2 separate regions of the Homo sapiens genome follow, and region 2 is linked to region 1. The links are chromatin contacts, found by Hi-C or POLR2A ChIA-PET in ENCODE. All regions are on one chromosome and are shown on one strand. The core of a region is the stretch at or near the end of the contact, and the rest is flanking DNA. Distances in the headings are between cores, read along the strand shown. Region 1 holds the start of INPP5B (inositol polyphosphate-5-phosphatase B). Region 2 overlaps MACF1 (microtubule actin crosslinking factor 1).

Region 1 (3,870 bases), core at 904-3,403:
GCTCCAGCTCAGGTTACATTGCAGGCTGCAGCCAGGCCTGTGAAGCAGGGACCTCCCAGTGTCATGGGGCTGTGGCCCCACCCTGCTACCAGGAGTGCTGTCAAGCCTCAACCTCAGGCAGCTGCCTTCAGCTGGATGGGAAACTTCACTTCAACCAGGCAGCTCCTGGGGCCACCAGAAACCCCCTGCACTGGGCCCTGGCTGTGGCTATGCTACTTCTCCTCCACTCTGCTCTGCTCCTATTCCTGCTCCCCTAGCTGGGCCCAGCAGAATCTGGGAGCAGCAGTCAAGAAGACCCTGTAGGATCTACAAGCCTTCAGGTCCCCCTCCAGCTCTGATTCCTGTAGTTGCATCTTTAGTAAAAGGCCTTTATCAAGCCCACAGCTCTGGGCTTAAGGCTCCTCACTTCTCCCCTTCTAGGGCCTAGGCCTGACCATGGAACCCCCCAAGGGGGCAGGCCCTCAGCCCTAATCTCAGGGAGAGGATAGGGTTTGTCTGGAAAAACAGAAAACCTCCTGCCTGACCCCCACCCAGTGGGAGGACCCCCAAATCCTGCAGGGACAGTTTCTTCATCATAAAAAGCACACAGCCCCATCTACTTTGCCCAGACCCTCCTCGCCAGGCTTTGACACTAGAGCAGGGCTGGAATTGGGGTTCCTCTGCTTCCCTGCAGTGACCCCACCCCTTGATCCTAAGGGTCTGAGTCAATCCCCTTTCCCCTCATCGTCCACATGACTTAGACACTGAATTCAAATAAACTTGAGCTCCATTTGTGCTGTGGATGTTTCCAGGAAAAGAAATGGATTGAGAAGAAGGCAACGACTGTTTCTGGAAGGGGTTTACATATGCAAAGTTGAACTGGTCATTAGGATGGCCACTTCACTTGGGGAAAGAGGAAGGGAAACTGTTCACAAGTCACAACAGTCACCCCCTCCCCAGCACTGAAGGCCCATTCCTTCAGTTTGGGCCAAAGCTTGAGAGAAGGTGTATTTATTAAAATAGTTCAGAAAGTAATTCACTAACTCCATAGATAACTGTGTGCCAGAAACTGCTGGTATGTTGATGAAAAGGCATAGTCCTGTCCAACGGGAGCTTACAGCTTAATTAAACAGCCAATAGGCCAAGTGAGAATGATCCTAGCATTCCTTATCTGAGCTGGGTGAGCAATCACAGCTCACTGCAGCCTTGAACTCCTGGGCTCAAGCAATCCTCCCACCTCAGCCTCCCAAGTAGCTGGGACTACAGGCATGCACCACCATACCCGGCTAAATTTAAAAAAATTTTTTTTTAGAGATGGGGTCTCAAACTCCTGGCCTCAAGCGATCCTCCCTCCTTGGCCTTCCAAAGTGCCGGGATTACAGACATGAGCCACTGTGCCCAGTCCCTGTGCTGGCTCTTTTTGTCCATCTTGGGTAACCTCCTTATCTTAGATGGGGAAATTGAGTCCCAAGGGAAGAAAGGTCTTGGCCAAGGTCACAAAGCCAGGCGGATCAGGGGAAGGACGTTGCCGGACAGGAACAGTGTCATACCCTTTATAAAGTGCGTTCACACCCAGTAGCCTCAAACAGCCCTGTGTGGCAGGAGGGCTGGGTGGGGCTAAGGGAGGAAATAGGGCAGTGTGTAGCGGTATAAATGGCCCAGGAGTTGCAGTCAGACTTTCAGTGGAGTCCCAGTGTTGCCACCTGCTAGCTGCAGGACTTAATGTCAAACTGCTTAACCTATCCAAGGCTCAGTTTCTCCACCTGGAAAATGGACATAATGGTTCTTCATAGTCTGGTTCTCCCTCCATTAAACCAGGAGAAGGTAGTTATTTTAGGGGAAGAGTTTCAGTAGAGGTCCGGGTTGTCTACCCTGGAGTGAGAAGAGCTGAGGATGGAACTAAGGAGAAAATAAAAATGCATTATATTCTTCCCCTAAGATAAAATGTGACCATCTTCCTTCTGGGTGGGAAGCTCTGGCCCCATGACCTAGAGGGCTGGGGATGGGAGTGAGGGCAATCATTAGAAAACCTTTCTGGTATAGGAAGCCCAGTGTACCCCAGGGCCTAAGGGGTTAACACGGATGGAGAGACTCCCCACCCCACGATTGACTCGGGCATGCTGGGACTTGCAGGCTGACTGACCACCATGTGGCGCAGGGGCTGTTGGGAAATGTAGTCACTGTCCCGGAACCTGGGGCAGCGGAGTCCCGTGCGCCCTGTGGTGACAGCTCAGGAGGTAGGTGACAATGTCAGGGAGCTGTGGGTGGGAGCAGAGCAGGAAAGCCAGGGCAGGGCTGGGCAGGAGGGAGTGGGCAAGCTGAGGGCTGGGACACCCCCCAACCCCCGGCCTGCAGCTGATGCAATGGGCCTGCTGGGGCGGGGGTGAAGGGCAAGCAGCAATGGGACACTTCCTGTCTCCAAGGAAAGAGGAATGGGACCCTCCTGAATGACAGTAAGGGGATGTTCCCTGAACCCCACATGGACACACCACTGACACCTCCCAGAGAGGCGCTAGCAGAACAAAAACTGTCCCCAAAAGAGAGGAAGAGCCATGTCCTAGGAGCAAAGGGACTAGGTCCCCTTCTCCAATCCACGTACCCCACTTCCAACAAGGATAGACCACACTCAAGAGCAACTGGATGCCCTCCCAGACAAAGGCAGTATAGCAAACTGTAGATCCCAGCGGGGCAAAGGGACTGGACCCCTATCCCTAAAAACTGAAAGGCCTATTCTAGGGAGGACAAAGAGGAGGAGGAGGAGGATCAGGCCTCCCCGGTACCATCTCCCTCTGCAAAGGCCCCTCCCTCCTGCCCCCAACCCCTCTGAGGCAGCTCCACCACCCCATGCGTAACTTGTTGACCAAAGCGGGGCTCCTATCTCCCCTCCCACAGGGTGTGTGCGCTCAGCAGGGGCCAGCATGGACCAGTCTGTGGCAATCCAGGAGACGCTGGCTGAGGGGGAATACTGCGTCATCATATCCTTCCTGTGCTAACTGCGGCCCTGAGCCTGCCCTGGCCTTGGGAAGAGGAATGGAAGGTGTCGAGGTGTCTATCCCCTCTCCTGCCCCTCTGAACCATCAGGGGAGAAGGAAATCAGTATTTACTAAGTACTTACTGAGTCCTGGACTCTCAGCCAAATGCTTTAAATACGCAGTTATCCTCCTAACTCCCTATGAAGTTGGGGATTATTATCCTCATTTCATAGATAAGGAAGGCTTAGAGAGCCTGTTTGTCTGTTAGTTCAGCACATGGTTTGAGTGCTCACCCAAGGCCACACAGTGAATCTGGGGGGGCAGGGGAACAGAGGGAAGGTGGGACAGCCTGGGTGGGGAGAGGCCTCGCCTCTGGGTTGTCTTCCCTTGACTCTGAGCCGCAGGCGGTGCAAGGTGTGCTGTGTGAGGGGGACAGCCGGCAGAGCCGCCTCCTGGGACTCGTGCGCTACCGCCTGGAGCACGGCGGCCAGGAACACGCGTGAGTGAGGGGCTTGGTCCCCACCTGTCTGGGCCATGGGGTTGTTCATCACTGCACCCTCCAGCTGAACTTCAACTGTCCCTCCAGGGCAGGGTCTGAGTCTCCTAGAATAATTATCACAATGATAGTTAATATTTTTTGAACACTATATTTTAAACCCTGCACACGTACTAACTCATAATCCTCAAGATCTAAGGAGGAAGTTTCTTGAGAAGAGACAGTTTAACATACTAGTCCAGATCTTGAGCCTCGTGGTCCAAATGCCTGGGTTCAAACCCAGGCTTTGTTACTAACAAGCCACATGATCTATTGTTTGTTTGTTTTGAGAAGGAGTCTTGGTCTTTGCCCAGGCTGGAGTGCAGTGGGGTGATCTTGGCTCACTGCAACCTCTGCGTCCCAGGTCCAAGCAATTCTCGTGCT
Region 2 (3,870 bases), core at 939-3,438, 1.4 Mb before region 1:
CGAGATCATGCCACGGCATCCCAGCCTGGGTGACAGAGTGAGACTCCGTCTTAAAAAAAAAAAAAAAGCAAAGAAAGATAAGAGTTTGCCAGATGGACAAGAGGGAACAACATGCATATAAAGATAAAAAAAGAAATGGTAACTAGAGGATAAATAAGGAGCTAGATATTGAGATACAGAAAAATACATAGAATCATAGGCTATACTTTGCATTTATTAAGGAAACTTTATATTGGGTTTGAAATCAAAGATCCAACTACCACAGAAATCCGTCAGGAAACAATGGCATTTGCTCTAAGACAAAAATACCACATCACGTTAAGTCTCCAAGATGTCTCCTGCCATAGTTGTAGGATTTTACTCCTTTCAGAGAAAGGACACCATTCTAGCCTTCATTGCCCTCCTCCATACTGAATATCCCTGACAATCTACTTAGTTTGCTTTTGACTTTAAGCTGCAGAGAAAGGCACAGAGCTCTACTCATATTGCCTAATTTCAAACTGACCCTTGGTCACTGCTTGTCAGTTCTTTAATTAATCACTCTTTTTTTTTTTTTTTTTTTTTGAGACAGAGTCTCACTCTCTATCACCCAGGCTGGAGTGCAGTGGCACCATCTCAGCTCACTGCAACCTCCACCTCCCAAGTTCAAGCAATTCTCTGCCTCACCCTCTTGAGTAGCTGGGATTACAGGCACCTGCCACCACGTCCAGCTAATTTTTGTATTTTTCGTAGAGATGGGGTTTCACCATCTTGGCCAGGCTGATCTTGAACTCCCGACCTTGTGATCCACCCGCCTCGGCCTCCTAAAGTGCTGGTATTACAGGCGTTGAGCCACTGCGCCTGGCCATTAATCACTCTTGATTCCAAAGAGCCACAGTCCCCAAACTATGGCTTTACTCACAGAATATTTTACATTTTTGAGGAAAATACAGTGACATCTGTTGAACACCATATGAACAACTACTAAGTTGTTTGGACCTAACTTCTTAGCAAGTAGAAGTATTAGGAGTTTTTTTTTGTTTCTGTTTTTTTTGGCCTTGAGGTGCCATGACAAATTTCTTAAAACACCATGGGCACTGTGAAACAAAAATGTTGGGAAAGCTCTGTCCTAGGGAATTCCCAACAGCAAATGCTCCTGGCACTCACTCTGTGAAAGCAATCAAACGCTTTTCTTTCATCTGCTCAGGATGAAGTATGCTTTACTGAGAAAATAAGGATAAGTGCATGACAGTTAGTCAGAGGCATATTTGGCTTATTTCAACAAAAGGAAGACATAGGTTAGAGGTGTAAGCAGAGGCTGGATAATTACGGATCAAAGACAGTACAGAAGGGATTTTGCAGGGAATGGGAGGAAGGTTGGTCCCATCCTTGAAGGTACCTTCCAACCATCTGATTCTAGCTTTTCCTTTACTAGCTGAAGTAGTACTAGTTCTTCTATCCTCAATTTCCTGATCATATTATCTGGTTACTTGCTCAAATATATTTGTCTAATTCTCAAACATACAAAGAGAGTGTATGCTTCTCAAGGACTGTATGGGTAGATGGTTATCATATGAAGAAAACGTAGGAATTTCTGTTCTGATGCAGACTGACAACTTGGATTTCTCATACATTTCCCCACCACAGCTGGAGACCAGTTAATACAAGTATTCAAACCAGTGCCTAGCCCAATTCTTGGAGTCCCTTTGTTCACCTACCTTCAGGTGTTCAATCTGCTTTTCTAACTCTTTAGCACTCATAGAAGTTTCCGTAGGTGGAATACTCCCTTCAGTTTCTTTCAACCATTTCTGGAAGGTCCTGACCAGCTTCCGGAATTCATCCAACTGTTCCTGGCAAGATGATGCATCTTTCTCTCTGTCAATGAAGCAGTTTTGTTACTTGCCAGACTAAGTTTTATAAAGTCAACTTGAGCTAAGAGTAGTTCATTCTGTGACTCCAGACATCAGTTACCTAACATGGCCTTTCTTTCTCATAATCTTTTCCATAGCAGGTTTGGCTGAACAACCGCATATAACATTGAAGCGTACCAAACTCAGGAATATATTGCCCTTGTTTGGACATTTCTGGGGAAAGAGGTCTTCAATCTTACTCTAGGCTAAAGTGAAAGTGAGAAAAACTAAAGGGAGGCTGCTATTTAGGTACTGTGATACAATGGAAAGAATGCAGGCTTTGGATCTCAATTCCGGCCCTGCTACATTTTAGCTATTTGACTCTTTCAAGGACCAATTCAAGTGCTGATTGCTTTAGCAAGGAAGGTGCCGAAACTGAGGCTCACAGAAGTTAGGTGATTAGTTCTAGATTAATGATGCCAATGAATAAACTAAATCAAAAGGAAAGTTTTGGAAATGGCCATATCTATCAGACAGATGTCAATCCAGAAATCCTGATTCCTCATACAGTAAAAAGGCCCTCAGCATAGGGGAAGAAAAACAAAAGCTTTCTTGACCTTTGTCCCCATCCTCTCCATTAGATAACCTGCTGCTAATAATGTTGGTTTGAGCAACTCTTTTCTTCTAATCACTAAGGCAGTTATCTGCTAAATCAAGATCATATTTATCGCTAAACTTAGATAAGAAGTCTTGTTCATGCTCTTAAATCTATGTGAGGCTGTCCAGTGAGGAATCATGGCTTTTCAACAGGGACCAAAATCAGCCAGCCTTGTCATATATTCCCTTGTTTGCCTTGAAAGAAGAATCCAGATACTCTTCTAAAATAGCAACTTAAATGTGGTCAAAACAAGCAGGGGGTCTGGGCATAGTGGTTCACACCTGTAATCCCAGCACTTTGGGAGGCCAAGGCAGTAGGATCGATGAGGCCAGGAGTTCACAAGTAGCCTGGTCAACATAGCAAGACCCCATATCTTTAAAAAAAAAAAAAAAAAAAAGCCAGGGGACTGCCAACATCACCCTTAATTATGTCTAGGAAGTCTCTTCCAATTTTTCTCTTCTTTCAAAATTATTCTGTAATCTTACTTGCTGCCTCAAATTTGTTCTGTTTGGTCCAAGTGGCCTAGGCTTCTGATCACAAAGAGAGGGAACTCATCCCTACTTTCTATTAGTTACTATTAGAAAAACCACTAAGTGGCTGGGTGCAGTGGCTCATGCCTGTAATCCCAGCACTTTGGGAGGCGGAGGCAGGTCGATCACCTGAGGTCAGGAGTTCGAGACCAGCCTGGCCAGTGTAGGGAAACCCCGTCTCTACTAAAAATGCAAAAATTAGCTGAGCATGGTGGTGGGCGCCTGTAATCCCAGCCACTCAGGAAGCTGAGGTAGAAGAATTGCTTGAACCCAAGAGATGGAGGTTGTAGTGAGCCAAGATGGCACCACTGCACTCCAGCCTGGGTGACAGAGTGATACTCAGTCTCAAAAAAAAAGAAAAGAAAAACCACTAAGCATCAAGTAGATGAGGTAGCTTTGCCTAAAAAAAGGCACTTTTCACCCTCCTACAACTCAGTAGTAGAATTTTAGATGCCATCTGTTCTGGTAAAGGAAGAAAAGAGAAAAGATCATTTCACTCCATAACAAGAAAAAATAGTTCCCCAATGCTGACCAACACAAGTGATAACTCACCTCTCTTTAACTGTCTTCTGTAGCTCTGTGAAGTCTTTTCTTAGATTCTGTACCCTGTCCTGATGCTGGCACAAGTCCAGCGCAAAGCCACAAGAGCTCAGTTCAGTGACCAGGTGCTCAAGAGTATCTAGGTTCTCCTGTTGGTCTTCCATTTCCAAATTGAGCTCCTGTCAAGCAAACAAGGAAATGTATTAAATCCTCTAATCCTTATAAATATACTCTAAAAAGGAATAAGGAAAGAGGTATGCTTGCCAGGTCAAATGCTAGATCAAAACAATAAATATGCAACTCAGTGAAAAGT

Evidence for each region. Hi-C counts contacts between places; a loop is a spot of excess contacts on that map. ChIA-PET counts read pairs that join two places held with the same protein, here RNA polymerase II (POLR2A).
Region 2: a loop to region 1 is called in a map of sciatic nerve, with 12 times the contacts of the local background. The contact joins the enhancer-like site here to the promoter of INPP5B in region 1. A Hi-C loop is called at or near these places in 1 of 168 maps with a recorded cell type or tissue (sciatic nerve). POLR2A ChIA-PET finds 5 or more read pairs at or near these places in 1 of 52 experiments (MCF 10A).

The regions. Positions count from the first base shown.
Region 1 is chr1:37,945,336-37,949,205 of GRCh38, reverse strand. INPP5B (inositol polyphosphate-5-phosphatase B) reads left to right here and starts at 2,153. Exons shown (of 24, transcript NM_005540.3): 1 at 2,153-2,216; 2 at 2,872-2,954; 3 at 3,356-3,450. The coding sequence starts at 2,898. LOC105378651 (a long non-coding RNA gene) reads right to left here. Exons shown (of 5, transcript XR_001737983.3): 5 at 3,579-3,870. RefSeq lists enhancers at 1-595, 1,985-2,224, 1,802-2,331.
Region 2 is chr1:39,368,014-39,371,883 of GRCh38, reverse strand. MACF1 (microtubule actin crosslinking factor 1) reads right to left here. Exons shown (of 101, transcript NM_001394062.1): 50 at 3,570-3,736; 51 at 1,698-1,854. Among named protein-coding and RNA genes, the nearest start is that of BMP8A, 120 kb to the left of the region's middle. Within about 2 kb of position 2,188, at least 2 of the 41 ENCODE cell types and tissues checked have a DNase peak (open chromatin) inside an H3K27ac peak, as active enhancers do.